Linked DNA regions of Homo sapiens: region 2 is linked to region 1. A link is an interaction called in ENCODE POLR2A ChIA-PET data of the cell type or tissue named here. Cell type or tissue: HepG2. All regions are shown on one strand. Links, peaks and the distances in the headings refer to the core of each region. The heading gives the core; the rest is flanking DNA. Region 1 overlaps DECR2 (2,4-dienoyl-CoA reductase 2). Region 2 overlaps RAB11FIP3 (RAB11 family interacting protein 3).

What was found. Peaks named below come from ENCODE experiments on the same cell type or tissue, not always from the same donor. Only the 100,000 strongest peaks of a DNase experiment are listed, where the experiment ranks them.
Region 2: POLR2A ChIA-PET joins it to region 1 with 18 read pairs; 7 of 35 experiments call an interaction of 5 or more read pairs at or near these places.

What each region holds. Positions count from the first base shown.
Region 1 is chr16:401,965-410,282 of GRCh38, reverse strand. It overlaps DECR2 (2,4-dienoyl-CoA reductase 2), which reads right to left. Exons shown (of 9, transcript NM_020664.4): 1 at 8,240-8,318; 2 at 5,259-5,327; 3 at 3,886-3,937; 4 at 2,723-2,858; 5 at 1-40. Among named protein-coding and RNA genes, the nearest start is that of DECR2, 4.2 kb to the right of the region's middle. In HepG2, for the core only: a CTCF peak has its summit at 8,150 (motif pointing right); DNase peaks (open chromatin) are centred at 4,382 and 7,711; H3K4me3 peaks cover 2,047 bases.
Region 2 is chr16:471,278-479,595 of GRCh38, reverse strand. It overlaps RAB11FIP3 (RAB11 family interacting protein 3), which reads right to left. Exons shown (of 14, transcript NM_014700.4): 3 at 8,207-8,301. Among named protein-coding and RNA genes, the nearest start is that of RAB11FIP3, 50 kb to the right of the region's middle. In HepG2, for the core only: no CTCF peak of the experiment used is centred there; a DNase peak (open chromatin) is centred at 4,815; H3K4me3 peaks cover 2,671 bases.

The DNA of each region.
Region 1 (8,318 bases), core at 259-8,258:
GACAAGGCGCCAGCGGGGCACAGGAAGTTCCCGGCCGCACCTGCAGAATGGGAGACCGCAGGAGCTGCTGGAGCCTGGGGAGAGGGATGCCAAGTGGGTGGTGGCCAGGTGGGCAGAGCGGAGGGTGCAGGAGGGAGCCCAGGTGCCCTGTGGCACAGGGAGGAGACCCATGCCCTAGGATAAATTCCAAAATGACCAGAGCAAGACGGGCGTCCTGGCTGCACTGTGTCCCCGAGAAGAGAAGACATGCTGAAGCCCTGGCTCCGTACCTGCGACTGTGGCCTTGTTTGGAAATGGGGTGGGTTGCAGAGATAATCGAATTACACTGAAGTCACAACGAATTAGGGTGAGCCCTAAATCCAATGACCAGCATCCTTATAACAAGGGAAGAGGACACACAGACACACGCCACGGGAAGACAGTGGCAGACAGTGCAGCGACGGTCTCCGAGCCCGGGAGGGCCAAGGGCTATGGCAGTACCCGAAGCCACGCAGAAGGCAGGAAGAGGCTCTCCCCTGGGGCCTTCAGAGAGCATAGCTCTGCCGACGCCTTCCCCTTGGACGTTCTGGCCTCCAGAACTGGGAGATTATATTTCGGTTGTTTTACCCACACAGGTCGTAGTACTCTGTTAGCCCAGGAAACTAATACACAGGATGTTTTTAAAAGGGAATTTCTGCAGAGTGAAACCAGTGTTGGTTCATCAATTGTAACAAACGCAAGATGTTAACAGGGAAAACTGTAGGTGGGAGTATGGAATTCCATATACTATTAATTATTCTATAAACCTAAAACTGTGATTTAAAAAAAAAAATCGGCCAGGCGTGGTGGCTCACGCCTGTAATCCCAGCACTTTGGGAGGCTGAGGCGGGCGGATCACGAGGTCAGGAGATCGAGACCATCCTGGCTAACATGGTGAAACCCCATCTCTAGTAAAAATACAAAAAGTTAGCCAGGCGTGGTGGCAGGCACCTGTAGTCCCAGCTACTGGGGGACTGAGGCAGGAGAATGGCATGAACCCGGGAGGCGGAGCTTGCAGTGAGCCAAGATTGCGCCACTGCACTCCAGCCTGGGCGACACAGCAAGACTCTCTCAAAAAATAAAAATAAAAATCAATAAAAATAAAAAATAAAGAAATAAAAATAAAAGCTGGGGGCCAGGCGCGGCGGCTCACGCCTGTAATCCCAGCACTTTCGGAAGCCAAGGCGGGCGGATCACCTGAGATCAAGAGTTCGAGACCAGTCTAAACAATATGATGAAACCCCATCTCTATTAAAAATACAAAAATTAGCCAGGTGTGGTAGCGGGCGCCTGTAATCCCAGCTACTTGGGAGGCTGAGACGGGAGAATTGCTTGAACCCGGGAGGCGGAGGGTGCTGTAAGCTGAGATTGTACCATGGTACTCCAGCCTGGGCAACAAGAGCGAAACTCCCTCTAAAAAAAAAAAAAAAGCTAGGCCAGGCTAGCTTCTATTTTATTGATGACTCTTGCTTGTAATCCCAGCATTTTGGGAGGCCAAGGCAGGAAGATTGCTTGAGCCTAGGAGTTTGAGACTGGCCTGAGCAACACACACTAAGACCCTGTCTCTACAAAAAATAAAAAATATAAAAATTAGCCAGGCGTGATGGCACACGTCTGTAGTCCCAGCTCCTCAGGAGGCTGGGGCAGGAGGATGGCTTGAGCCCAGAAGGTGGAGGCTGCAGTAAGCCATGATCACACCAGCCTGGGTGACAGAGTGAGATGCTGTCTAAAAAAAAAAAAAAGGCTATTACTTTTTTTTTTAAAGACGGAATTTCAGGACACAAGGGCACCCGACTCTACCATTGAGCTGTGTTCATGGCGTCCACTTGGGCTGCAGCTGTGCTGACCTGCTGCCACCCAGAGAAGCGGAGTCAGGCCGGAGACAGAGGGCCAGAGACAGAAGGCGGGACACAAAGGCCTGGAGACAGAGGGCCAGAGACAGAGGGCCAGAGACAGAAGCCCGGAGACAGGGGGCCGGAGATGGGGCCGGAGACAGAGGCCCAGAGACAGGGGGCCGGAGACAGAGGCCCGGAGACAGAGGCCCGGAGACAGGGGGCCGGAGACAGGGGGCCGGAGACAGAGGCCCGGAGACAGAGGCCCGGAGACAGGGGGCCGGAGACAGAGGCCCGGAGACAGGGGCCCGGAGACAGAGGTCCGGAGACAGGGGGCTGGAGACAGGGGCCCGGAGACAGGGGCCCGGAGACAGAGGGCCGGAGACAGAGGCCCGGAGACAGGGGCCCGGAGACAGGGGGCCGGAGACAGAGGCCCGGAGACAGGGGCCCGGAGACAGGGGGCCGGAGACAGAGGCCTGGAGACAGGGGCCCGGAGACAGGGGGCCGGAGATGGGGCCGGAGACAGAGGCCCGGAGACAGGGGGCCGGAGATGGGGCCGGAGAGAGACGCCCGGAGACAGAGGCCCAGAGACAGGGGGCCGGAGATGCGGCCGAAGACAGAGGCCCGGAGACAGAGCCCGGAGACAGAGGCCCGGAGACAGGGGCCCGGAGACAGGGGGCCGGAGATGGGGCCGGAGACAGGGGGCCGGAGCCTGAGTCTTGGCCTCAGGTACCTGGATGGGGTGCAGCCCACCCCAGCACAGGCAGCTAGGTTCCCTGGCATGGTCCCCACCCCATGACCAGAGTTCTAGGGCCTCCAAATGGTACCACCAACCTGTGAGAAGCCACCAACCTCACTCAGCACCGACTCACAGTTAATGAGAATGTCGATTCTGCCAAACTCCTTCAGAGCCTGGTCCACGGCGGCCATGACAGCTGGGGGCGCTCGGACGTCCATAGAGAGAGGGAGGCAGCGCCGGCCGGTGGCCCCAGCCAGCTTCCTGGCGGCCTAGAAGCCAGGTAAAGAGGCAGACAGCAGCCCTGCAGCCTCGGCCTGGAGAAAAGGCCTTTGGAATCTGCAGAGGACGATGCTTCCGGGTTCCTCGGGGACCCTGGGTTTGCTGCTGGACCCCACTCTGGGGAAGCACAGCCTGCAAGTGCCCACGACCCCAGTGGATGTTTGTGGGAACCTGCCACGCTCTCCCCCCACCTGCCACCTGTCCTAGAATCCTCCCTCTGCGTCGCCCTCCAGGCCACTGTCACCCATGTCCTGCCCCTGCTGCAGACCAGAGGTGGCACAGGTGAGACTCTCCTCCCAGGTCGAGGGCTCCAGTAGGTGGGACGCACGGACCACCTAAATAACCCAGGTGAGCCCAGAGGTCTTTCTTGGGGCCACATTACCCCCAAACAGGAAGGTCCCTCCCAGAACCCAATAACTAGATTTTTTAAAAAGTCAAAGATGTCTCTGGGAGGCCACTTACACTGAAGCTCCATATTTAGGATAGGTGCAAGTTTTGGTGCCGGCTGGGCACAGTGGTTCACACCTGTAATCCTGGCACTTTGGGAGGCTGAGGTGCCGGCCGGGCACAGTGATTCACACCTGTAATCCTGGCACTTTGGGAGGCTGAGGTGCCGGCCGGGCACAGTGGTTCACACCTGTAATCCTGGCACTTTGGGAGGCTGAGGTGGGCGGATCACCTGAGGTCAGGAATTCGAGACCAGCCTGGTCAACGTGGTGAAAACCCATCTCTACCAAAAAAATGCAAAAATTAGCCAGGCGTGGTGGCGGGCACCTGTAGTCCCAGCTACTCCGGAGGCTGAGGCAGGAGAATCGCTTGATCCTGGGAGGTGGAGGCTGCAGTGAGCCGAGATCGCACCACCACACTTCAGCCTGGGTGACAGAGCGAGACTCCCGTCTCAGAAAAAAAAAGTTTTGGTGCCAACATCCCCATAGCCTCTGGACTCTCCTGGCCCAGGCCCAGCCCCAGCCCCCCCACAGCCACCCGAACAGGGGACCATGGGAGAGGCCCTCTCACCGTCAGCACTCGCGGCAGGCTCCTACTGGCAATCACCGTATGGCAGCCGTGCCTGCAAAACCAGAAGCAGGTGTGAGGGCAGTGTGGGCGAGGGGCACTCCCGGGGCATCTGCCCAGCTCCTGAGCAGGAGTCTCTCAGGCGGAAGTACCAGTCCAGGCTGAAGGCCCAGCTGGCAGAGGGCACAGGGGCGTGAACAGGACTGAGGTACTCTGGAGGGACCTCAGGTGGTGCCCACCCCGGGGTTTCTGGCATGGGACATCCCACCGCACAGGCCTGCGGGTCCTGCCCCAAACACCAGGTACAGAGACAGCTGTGAGCCACAGACGCCCAGCCCACACATCTGCCTGGGGCCTGCTGGGCCCACATTCTCCACCCCCTTCTCCCTGTGGGGCTGGCGTGGAGGACTGTTCTGAAGCGGGGTGCTCCCTGCTCCCCTTCCTGACCACGTGGATGCGAATCCACCACGTTGGCCTCTATGAACCCTGGTTCCAGGAATGCCGCTAGGATTTCCAGCTTATCTACTGTTCTTGCGAAAGAGCACAAAGAAGTCCTGCCTTTAGGTCAAAACCACCTTGATGTTATCCTAAACAAATTCCTACACACTCCCTCTGAAGCAGGACCCCTTTCCCTGTGGTATAGAAGCCCTGGGCCTGGGGGTAACAGCATGGAGACGCCCGTCTCACAGCCACCCAAGACTACGCTTCTGCCCACAAATTCCCTGGTAAAATCACCTGACACAGACAAACGGGATCTGTCTGCCTTGTTCTTTGGTTTCTCGGCTCTTCTGGTTCGGGGGTTGCTTGCCCACAATAACCATAAAGGTAGCTACCCCTGCTAGGCAGGTCCCACTGGAGCTGCAATGTCCCATCTGGTCCTCAGATGCCCTGAGCACAAAGCCACCAGTGGAAAGGCCATATCTCTTCCTGTGGGACTCACCTTTTTGGTCTGAAAAGCAGGGGCCTCAGGGGAACTGAGGAAGGGTCCCTTTCCCCCACCCCAGCCTAACTCTAGCCACTGTCAGGTGGGATAAGTTGCTGACCCTGGCCTGAAGCCACAGAATTGTGTCCCAGGAGAAAATGTGCTCTGCAGGGCGCCAGCACTGGGGCCCGACACAGCCCTGACTCTCGAGGTCCCAGCAGGCCCCAGACCAGAGCCACACAATCTCCACTGACCTGTAGGGGCCTTGAAGTCCTGACTCCCCCCAGGGCAATCCTCGACCGCTCCCCAGTCCCTCTGGCAGGCACCTGGATCCTGTCGGGTAGGTGAGCAGGGGACATCTACCTCCCACCAACATCTTTCCAGGGGTCGGGCATCCAGCAGGGCCCGGGCAGGGAGAAGCGAGGAGCAGGGAAGGGACACAGAGCAGTCTCACCGCATGAAAATCTCAGCAATCCGGAACCCAATCCCAGAGCCGCCTCCTGTGATGAAGGCCACTTTGTCCCTGAGAATAAAAAAGGAGGCTCTTTTAAAAGAGCCCTATTGGGCCGGGCCGGTGGCTCCCAGCACTTTGGAAGGCCAAGGTGGGTGGGCCACAAGGTCAGGAGATCGAGACCAGCTTGGACAATATGGTAAAACCTCGTCTCTACTAAAAATACAAAAATCAGCTGGGCGTGGTGGTGGGTGCCTGTAGTCCTAGCTACTTGGGAGGCTGAGGCAGGAGAATAGCTTGAACCCGGGAGGCAGATGTTGCAGTGAGCCGAGATCGCACCACTGCACTCCAGCCTGGGCAAAAGAGCAAGACTCCGTCTCAAAAAATATGTATAAATAAAATAAAATAAAAATAAATAAAAAATAAAAGAGCCCTGTTAAAATACACCTCCCATATTGCTATACGGCAATGATTTAAAATGAAAATTCGGCCAGGTGCCTTGGCTCACACCTCTAATCACAGCACTTTAGGAGGCCAAGGCGGGCGGATCACCTGAGGTCGGGAGTTCGAGACCAGCCTGACCAACATGGAGAAACCCCGTCTCTACTAAAAATATAAAAAATTAGCCGGGTGTGGTGGTGCATGCCTGTAATCCCAGCTACTTGGGAGGCTGAGGCAGGAGAATCACTTGAACCCAGGAGGCGGAGGTTGTGGTGAGCCAAAATTGCGCCATTGCACTCCAGCCTGGGCAACAAGAGCGAAACATGGTCTTAAAAAATAAATAAATAAATAAAATGAAAATTCATAAAATTATAGTATTTTATTTAATTTATTTATTTATTTTTTATTTTTTTTGAGATGGAGTCTCGCTCTGTCGCCCAGGCTGGAGTGCAGTGGCATGATCTAGGCTCACTGCAAACTCCTCCTCCCAGGTTCACACCATTCTCCTGCCTCAGCCTCCAGAGTAGCTGGGACTACAGGCACCTGCCACCACGCCCAGCTAATTTTTTGTATTTTTAGTAGAGATGAGGTTTCACCGTGTTAGCCAGGATGGTCTCGATCTCCTGACCTTGTGATCCACCCACCTCGGCCTCCCAAAGTGCTGGGATTACAGGCATGAGCCACCACACCGGGCCTATTTATTTATTTTGAGACAGGTTCTTGCTACGTCATCCAGGTTGGAGTGCAGTGGCACCATCACGGCTCACTGCCGCCTTGACCTCTTGGGCTAGAAGGATCCTCCTGCTTCAGCCTCCCCAGTAGCTGGGACTACAGGTGCATGCCAGAGTGCCCAGCTAATTTTTCATCTAGTTTTTCTAGAGAGGGGTATCGTTTTGTTGCTCAGGCTGGTCCTGAACTTGTGCTGACACAAACTTGCAAAGTGCAGTGGGGGAAAGGGTATTTCTGTGTCTTTTGACAGAAATGGACAGAAGTAGATACAAGAGAGAAAAATACCCTGGCTTAAACAAGATAGAGGTTATAATTTCCTCTCTCCTAAGCCCTGCATGGCACTAATATCAAATATGATACCTGAGATTCAGCAAGCTACGTCGGGATAATATGGCTTTTTTATTTATTAGAGATTTTCTTGTACGCATTAAATGTGTACTGATCGGTATGACTGGCACAAACTGTACCAGATGGATGGCAAACTTTTGCTGATCTCCAAGTTGCCTTTCCTATTCTTAATTATTAAAGATTAATTTTGGGCCAGGTGCAGCGTCTCACTCCTGTCATCCCAGCACTTTGGGAGGCCGAGGCAGGTGGATCATCTGAGGTCAGGAGTTCCAGACCAGCCTGACCAACATGGTGACACTCACCTCTACTAGAAATACAATTAGCCCAGCGTGGTATTGTGTGCCTATAGTCCCACTTGGGCGCACTGAGGCTGAAGCAGGAGAATTGGGAGGCTGAGGCAGGAGAATTGCTTCAACCCAGAATGAGACTCCGTTTCGAAAAAAAACTTTTTTTTTTTCCTGCAGAACACTCAGAGAGAATTGTCAATACCTGTCCTTGGAGAACATAATTTAAAACTTGTTTTCTTTTTTTGAGATGGAGTTTCACTCTTGTTGCCCAGTGCAATGGTGCGATCTCGGCTCACTGCAACCTCCACCTCCCGAGTTCAAGTGATTCTCCTGCCTCAGCCTCCCAAGTAGTTGGGATTACAGGTGTGCGCCACCACACCCGGCTAATTTTTTGTATTTTTAGCAGAGACGGGGTTTCACCATGTTGGCCAGGCTGGTCTCGAACTCCTGACCTCTGGTGATCTACCCGCTTCGGCCTCCCAAAGAGCTGGGATTACAGGCGTGAGCCACTGCTCCTGGCAAAAGATCAAAATTTTAATAGAAACTTGAAAATGTTGCCAATTGAAAAAAAGAAAAGGAAAAAAAAAAAAGGATCCGCCCATTAGCCGAGTGAGGGCAGGTGACCGGGGAGGATCGACCTTTGCCCGGGCTGCCTTCTCTTGTGAACACCAAGGCGTTTGCAGGAAAATGAAGAGCTGCTGGGCAAAACCTGGCATTCCTGGGCCTTCTGGGTCTTCCGGAAAAATGATTTCAACCTAAAATTTTCTGTTAAGAAAGAGGCCAGGTTGGGCCGGGCGCGGTGGCTCACGCCTGTAAATCCCAGCACTTTGGGAAGCCGAGGCGGGTGGATCACCTGAGGTCAGGAGTTCGAAAAGAGCCTGACCAACACGGTGACACCCCCTCTCTACTAAAAATAAAAATTAGCCGGGCTGAGGCAGGAGAATCGCTTGAACCCGGGAGGCAGAGTTTGCAGTGAGCGGAGATCGTGCCACTGCACTCCAGCCTGGGCGACACAGCGAGATTCCGTCTCAAAAAAAAAAAAAGAAAGAAAAAAGAAAGAAAGGAGCCAGGCAAGACAGGTTTCCTAACACGCGAGCCCTCGGGGACCACGTGGGGGCGCCGGCGCCCGCGGACCGGACCCCGCACCAAGGCTGCGCTCGCTTCCCAGGCCCCGCTCACCGCAGCAGGTCCGGGCAGAAGAGGTGGCGGTACGCGGGGAGACAGTCGTCCCCCTCCACGTCGGGCGGCGGCTGGGCCA
Region 2 (8,318 bases), core at 265-8,264, 69 kb before region 1:
TGTAGCTGGGAACTACAGGTGCCACCACACCTGGCTCAGTTGTTTGTTTGTTTGTTGATTTATTTATTTTGAATCAGGGTCTCACTCTGTTGCCCAGGCTGGTCATCCACTCCGCACCTCAAGTGATCCTCCACACTGCTCAGATTACAGGTGTGAGCCATCGCAACCAATTGTTTTTACTGTTTTTACTGCTGTGTTTTTTTTGAGATAGAGTCTCACTGTGACACCCAGGTTGGAGTGCAGTCGTGCGGTCTTGGCTCACTGCAGCTTCAAACTCCTGGGCTCAAGCAATCCTCCTACCTCAGCCTCCTGAGTAGCTGGGACTATAGGTGTGAGCCACCACACCTCGCTGATTTTGTATTTTTTTGTAGAGATGGGGTTTTGCCATGTTGCTCAGGCTAGTCCCAAACTCCTGAGCTCAAGTGATCTGCCTGCCTTAGCCTCCCGAAGTGCTGGGATTATAGGCATAAGCCACCACACCCAACTTGTTTTTACTCTTAAGTATCTAGCATCTAGCATAGGACCAGGTATAGGTAGATAGTAAATATTTGTGGATCATACAAATGAACACAAAACTAAAGAACTATTAAACAGAACTTTTTTTTTCTTTTTCTAATTGTTCTTGTTTTTTGAGACAGGGTCTCACTCTGTCACCCAGGCTGGAGTGCAGTGGCACCATCTCAGCTCACTGCAACCTCTGCCTCCGGATTCAAGTGATTCTTGTGTCTCAGCCACCAAAGTAGCTGGGATTACAGGCATGCACCACTGTGCCCAGCTAATTTTTGTATTTTTTGTAGAGACGAGGTTTTGCTATGTTGCCCAGGCTGGTCTTGAACTCCTGGCCTCAAGAGATCTGCCCACCTCAGCCTCCCAAAGTGCTGGGATTATAGGCGTGAGCCACCGTGCCCAGCCAACATTTTCAATTTATAATTTCAACCTTAATGAAAATGAAATTGCTGGTTAGGAAAAGTGGCCAACATTTCATGCTCAGAAGACTCTGAGGTTAACAATTTGCAAATAAACAAGATCTCAGAAAAGCTGCAGTCCCAGCAGAAAAAGATGCCCTTTGCACTCTAGTTCTAGTATCGTAAGAAGCAGACAAAGTGGCTGGGCGCCGTGGTTAATGCCTGTAATCCCAGCACTTTGGAAGGCCGAGGCGGGTGGATCACAAGGTCAGGAGTTCGAGACCAGCCTAGCCAATATGGTGAAACCCCATCTCTACTGAAAATACAAAAATTAGCCAGGCGTGGTGGCACGTGCCTGCAGTCCCAGCTACTCGGGGGGCTGAGACAGGAGAATCGCTTGAACCCAGGAGGCAGAGGCTGCAGTGAGCCAAGATCATGCCACTGCACTCCAGCCTGGCAACAGAGCAAGACTCCATCTCAAAAAAAAAAAAAAAAGAAGTAGACAGTGTGCTAAGACCTGCGAGGGCTACCAGAGGGTCCCACCCCAGGCTGCACCCACCTGAGCCTCACTGGAAGAGACGTGAAGGGCCAGGCCGAGCTGCCAGGAGCCTGGCGCACTTGCGGGAGGCCGCAGTTCCATCTTTGGCCCCTTTATTAAAAGCCGTGTGACCTCAGACGTGTGACTCAACCACCTGGAGCCCTGCCGCAAACGGGGGTTATAAATTCTCGTCTCACAAGGTGGCCACCTCATGGAACCAAGAAAGACAACCCAGGAAGGTGCTTTTCAAAGCACAGAAACAAGGACTGCAGGGTGCGAGTGTCACTGGTGGGTGGGAAATCCCTGCCAGCTGCTTCTAAAGCCACAAGGGAACAGGGAGTGCTGTGAAGTGTACCTACTCTGGGTGTCCAATTATAATCTCCCCTACAATCTAAGGAAGTAATTCATAAAAACTAAGTCATTCCTCAAGAGCATCCACTGTAACATCCAGAACCAGGAGAGCACTGTAAGAAACCCCAGCTCTCGTGCTACTCACCGTCCCTGGGCAGCTCCCACTCCTGCAGGACGGCAGGGCCCAGGGCCCACTCAGGACAGGGCTGGCCTGTGCTGGGCCTGCGGGACGCCAGGCAGGAAAAGGCGGGAGTGGCCAGGAAAGCAGGCAGGCCCAGGATGTCTGTCAGAGGCTGGGCCTGTGGGGAAGGCATGACGGGGCAGGATGCGAAGCCCAGCGCACAGGTCCGAGACGGTTTGAGGGCAGTTGCCAGCTACCCCAACAGGATTGCACACTCACAGGGGCCACACTGCCCCAGAGTCATCAGTGACAAAGACTCACCCCAGGGGCACCAGGAAGACCCGCTGCTGACTCTAAAAAGTGTGGTTATTACAACATCAGGTTCAGTGGTTCAGTACGTAGCCTAAAATTTCTTTTTTCTTTTTTTTGATAGAGTCTCGCTCTTGTCGCCGAGGCTGGAGTGCAGTGGCGCCATCTTGGCTCACTGCAACCTCTGCCTCCCAGGTCCAAGCGATTCTCCTGCCTCAGCCTCCCAAGTAGCAGGGATTACAGGCGCCTGCCACAATGCCTGACTAATTTTTTTTTTTTTTTTTTTGAGACGGAGTCTTGCTCTGTCACCCAGGCTGGAGTGCAATGGTGTGACCTCAGCTCACTGCAGCCTCTACCTCCCAGGTTCAAGTGATTCTGCCTCAGCCTCCTGAGTAGCTGAGATTACAGGCACACGCCACCACACCCAACTAATTTTTGTATTTTTAGTAGAGACAGGGTTTCACCGTGTTGGTCAGGCTGGTCTCGAACTCCTGACCTTGTGATCTGCCCACCTTGGCCTCCCAAAGTGCTGGGATTACAGGCCTGAGCCACCATGCCCAGCCTAAAATTTTTTCTTTCTTTTTTTTTTTTTTTTGAGACAGAGTCTTGCTCTGTCGCCCAGGCTGGAGTGCAGTGGCGCAATCTCGGCTCACTGCAAACTCCACCTCCCGGGTTCAAGCAATTCTCCTGCCTCAGCCTCCCAAAGTGCTGGGATTACAGACATGAGCCACCGCACCTGACCTTGGACCAGCTTTTAAAAAGTCAATGGACTGGTACTTCTGACAGATGCCCGATGCCCTTCCCTGGCCAGTGTGGACCCTAAGTCCCCAACAGAAAGCATGATGTTTCTAAGAACAAACCCACACCTTCTCTCAAACAGCTCATGGAGCCCTGAGCAGAGCATCTGTCCTACGAAGGGAGGGAGGTCCGGGCAGTGGGGCCTGCTTATTTCACCAAGTTCCTGTTAGACCTGTAGCTGAGGATGGTGCCCCTGCAGGCAAAAGCCAGTGCCGCCTTAGAGCCACCTGTGCCTCCTCAGAGCTTAGACAGGATGGTTTGGGATGGAAAGAATTCTCCACGGACACAGGAACAATGAGGCAGATTCTACACAAACTCAGACTCCCTGTAAGCTGGATGCCAGGGCACCCTGCCAAGCCTGGAACTCACACGCTCCGCTCTGGACCCACCTTCACCTTCTCATTTCTAAAGTAAGCCTGAGGGCCAGACGCAGTGGCTCACTGTAATCCCAGCACTTTGGGAGGCCAAGGTGGGTGAATCACTTGAGGCCAGGAGTTCGAGACCAGCCTGGCCAATATGGTGAAACCCTGTTTCTCCTAAAAATACAAAAATTAGCTGGGTGTGGTGGCGGGCGCCTGTAATCCCAGCTACTCAGGAGGCTGAGGCATGGAATCACTTGAATCTGGGAGGTGGAGGTTGCAGTGAGCCAAGATCGCACCACTGCACTCCAGCCTGGGTGACAGAGTGAGACTCCATCTCAAAAAACAATTTAAAAAATAAAAAATAAAGTAAGCCGGGCCTCCCTGCCATTGCAGAGTGGCTCCGTGCACTGTAGATCCCACAGAGATGAACAGTTCCACTCCTCAGCGGCTTCGGTGACTGCACCCACCCCTTTATTTGCTCTGGGGTTGTGGACGTCCACTTCCATGCCATCGCCATCGATACTCAGAGCCCCTGGCCGGCTGGATGCCCTGGGGGTTCCAGACAGCTCATGAGGCTCACAGGAGCCACCCCACCTGCTCACTTCCCAATTCAGCCCTGCGGGTTGGTTTCTGCAGTTCAAGGCCTCCCTACATGGAGTTTTCCAGGGCAGCCATCACCTGCCTTTCCAGAGACAAAAATGTACCTCAGAGCACGGTGCCTGCTCACTCCCGGCCTCCTGGATAAAATGCAGTAACAGCTCACACCGGCCCCGGCAGTTTATTTTATTTGCCAGCCAGCCAGGACCTGGCCTTGCCCAGAAGCCATCAAGTCTATGCTACCAACTTTTTAACATTTTTACAAATTACCAATGTTAAGATGAACTCGCTTGAAAATCAAAGTGCATCTTGGAAAACGTCGCTATGTTGAAACGTTACATTCACTAATTAACAAGTCCCCTAAATCACCAGCGGACAGAGAAAAAGCCCGTTCAGGGCCATCAGTAACTCAAGTGGGGCCAACACTGTCCCCGTCACAGTTCCTTCTTCCCTGAGCCTCTCTCCACCACAGAAATAGGAATACTGGGCACAGTGCACACTACTGCCTCCTCTTACCCTCAGATGCTGGCCCGGGTGGCCTCACAGGCTGGGCCTGGCTCTGTACACACCTTCAGGAAGGGCATGCTGTTGGAGACCGGCTCCCCATCGTGTCTCCGTCCCAACCGGGTCACTGGCTTTTCTCAAACAACAATGTCACCTTCCTACTTGCTTGTCATGCTGGGGTTTCTGCAAAGCCTGTGCGCTCACCTGGAGGCACATCACCACCTAGGAGAAAGTTTAACCTGCTCCCAGACACGCTCTAATAAACCTCCTGCTGGTGTTGCCCAGGGAGGGGAAGGCAAAGTTCAGGAAGTGTCCTTGCTGGTTTAAAAAACGGTTAGTCAGTCAGGGCTGAAAACAGAGTGGCTTTTGTTTTTGGCTTCCTAAGCTGATAATGGTTTGCACAAAAGACACATTTCACTATCATTTCACTAAGGCAGCTCTTTGCTCCAGACATCGCCAGTAGTGGGAGAAGGAGGGAGGACGGGAGAGAGCGCGGCCCGACGATTCTGTGAGATGCGCCTTACACTCCCTGACTTTCCCTTCGCTCTTCCAGAAACCCGACAAACAGCCCCACCACCCCCTGGGCTCCACCTGCTCAGATCCTCAGACATCACCATGCCCAGGAACTCAGCGGCGCCACAGTCCATCCCCTTCTACTCTCCCCACTTACTCAGACACCATAGCAGCAACTTTCCCGTTATAAGCTGCCTGCTGAAAGGATCCCTGGGAAAACAGTGCGAGCCAGCAGACCCACTAGCTCGGCCATGACTAACTGCACATTTTACCCGACCACCCCGGTGTGAGCACTGCGATGCTCCCAGTAAAGAGAAATGGGTCTGACTGGAACCATTCAGAATATCAATCAATCAACCAATCAACCAATCAATCAAAGGTTTATTTACCTGAAGACTACCAGTGGAGGGTCCCCGAATAGGGTATCTGGATGGAACACATACTCCCTACTCATATCTTTATTAGACTTTTTTTTTTTAAGATGACATGATGTGCAAGCTGTTTTTTAAAAGAGCAAATTTTCCATAAGTTTCACAGTATCGAACTCCACTTTGTGGAAAATTACATCCCACCCTTAAAAAGCAAAGCAAGACATGGAGGAGAGGTAACTGCGTATTCACTAAGGGAAAGAGGCGCATCTGAAAAGGCTGCATGCCAGATGGTTCTAGCTCCGTGGCGTTCTGGAAGAGGCAGAGCTGTGGAGACACGGAGGATCGGTGGTTGTGGGGGCTGGTGTGAGGGATGAGCCGGCACTGAATCGACTCTGTGACACTATAATCGTGGACCTGTCAAAACACGGAATACACACCACCAAGAGTGAACCCTCAACTACGGACTTTGGCTAATACTAACATATCAGGCTGGGTGCGGTGGCTCACGCCTGTAATACCAGCACTTTAGGAGGCCAAGACGGGTGGATCGCTTGAACTCAGGAGTTTGAGAGCAGCCTAGGCAACACGGTGAAACCCCATCTCTACAAAAAAAAAATACAAAAAATCAGCTGGGCGTGGTGGTTACTGAGTGTGGTCCCAGCCACTGGAAAGGCTGAGAAAGAAGAACACTTGAGCGCAGGAGGCGAAGGTTGTGGTGAGCCAAGATCGAGACTGTACCACCACACTCCAGCCTGAGTAATAGAGCAGACCGTCTCAAACAAAACAAAACAAATAATCATGTAACGTGATCCCGGAATGCTCTACACTATGTTCCATTTTCTGTAAACCTAAAATTGCTCTAAAACATGAAGCATATTCATTTTTTTAAGTCAAAAAACTTTCTTCCATTCTAAAAAAGAAATCAGGATCTAAAAATATGAGAAGGATTAGCTCTGACATGTCAGGTTCCCACCCTTCTGAAGTGACAAGCGTGAGGCTCGGCCACACCCTTCAGACCACGTGGGCCTTTAAGGATAAAATGCACTGGTGCCTTTGGTGCCTCGAGTAACGTCACTCAAGGTTTCCCTGCCCAGGGCTGCCATAACGAACTAGCACAGACCACGGGGCGTGAAGAAACACCAGTTTATCCTCTCAGTTCTGGAGGCCCGAAGTCCAAAGCCAAGGTGTGAGCAGGGCTGGCTCCTGCCTAAGGCTCTCGGAGAGGATGCATCTTTGCCTCTGCTGGCTTCTGGGAGCCCCAGGAGTTCCCTGGCTCTGGTCAGTCTCTGCCCTGTCTTCCTATGGTCTTCCCCCTGTGTGTCTCTCCCGTCTTCCAGGGACACCTGTCACTGGATTTAGGGCCCAAACCAGCATGATATCACCTTGAGATCCTTAATGAACTACATCCGCAAAGACCCTTTTTCCAAATAAGGCCACATCCACAGCTGCTGGGTGGACATATCTTTTGAGAGGCCACTCTTCAGCCACTGCACCATACATAGGATATAAACAATCAACAATGCCCTAACAAACATGAGAGGGGAACAAAAAGACGGATACACGTGAGAAAGAGTGCACAGGCACATGAACGCCCAGGAACACACAGTTCCCCGGACGTTGCAGACCAAGGGCTCTGGGTTACCCTGCAGAGCCTTGGGCATCTCCTCGTGAAGAAGCCGGGTCCTTCTCAGGGCACAGGAGCCACCGTCTGTAGTCCTGGGGTCTCCCAGCACGTTCTGCACACTGCAGCCATGCGAGAGGGTCCAACTCCCACCACACGCCCTCTTAGCCAGCACCTCACTGCTGCCTCACGTGCAGAAAGAGCACACCAAGGCCAAACATGGGACCCACGGTGGGCGCCCTGGCCCCAGAAGCTGCAGCCCAGCTGATAACTGGGACACCGCCGTAAGGCAGAACCACCCCCAGGGTCTGTGTGGGCAGAAGTTAAGCTGCCCACCCAAGGGTGAGGGTGACTAATCCCTGGGGCAGCTTCTCGGAACAGGGAACTGAGTATAATACCATGGCTCCCACGGTACAGTGGCGTCCAAAAGCAACTCAAAAACTACCCTGTGCCAGCCTCAGCTTTCGAGGAGTCAGGGCTCAGAGGACTGACATGAGAAGCCCAGGCCCTACCGGCCAGCAGCTCAGCCCCACTTCTGGTACCCTTGCTCGGCAGCAGGCTGACCAGGACTGGCGGCTGCCACCTCCACCTTCCCGGCGGCCCCCAAGGGCTCAAGTTCAACTTCATGCATTTTCTGCTGCAGCCACGTGGCTCTCCTGGAATCTAACCCTCCAGACCGGCGGACATGGTTACGCTCTGTCGACCACGGCTGTGCTCGAAGACCCTCTCCCCAGCTATGTTGAGAACAAGGGACCCACAGTGACAGGAGACACAGGAGACGCCACGTCACCATGACAACCCTGGCTGCATCTGGGAGCAGGGTGGAGGACAGCCAAGCAGGGGCAGGCATTAGTCAGGCATCCCCAAACACAGAAAATCATTTGCAAGTTGACAAAAGGAATCCTCCCAAGCCCTCTGCTCCGCCTGTGCCTGCCAGCCTGGCAGCGGGTGGTCATGACATCACTGCCCACCCCACTTCTGCTGGCGACAGGCCCTGGGGGAGGATTCCTGCCCAGGCTGACAGGGCGTGTGGGACAGACAACTGTGGGCCTCCCGTCACAGCCACAGAGCCCCACGGTGCACACAGGGCGGGAGGCCCTTCCTTCACGCCAGCTTCTACGGAAGACAGCCCGGAGGCAGGAGGCACGAGCTGTAGGGCATAAAGGAAGAGGTGGATGCCAGACTTCCCCCAAGCTCCTGGGTGAAAACCACTTGCCTCATAGGTGACGAAGTCATCGAACTCGTCCGGGCAGGCCAGGGGCTCCTCATCTTGGGCAGAAGCGACACCACCGTAGCACTGGCCATCAGGATCTGCAGGGAGAAGACCT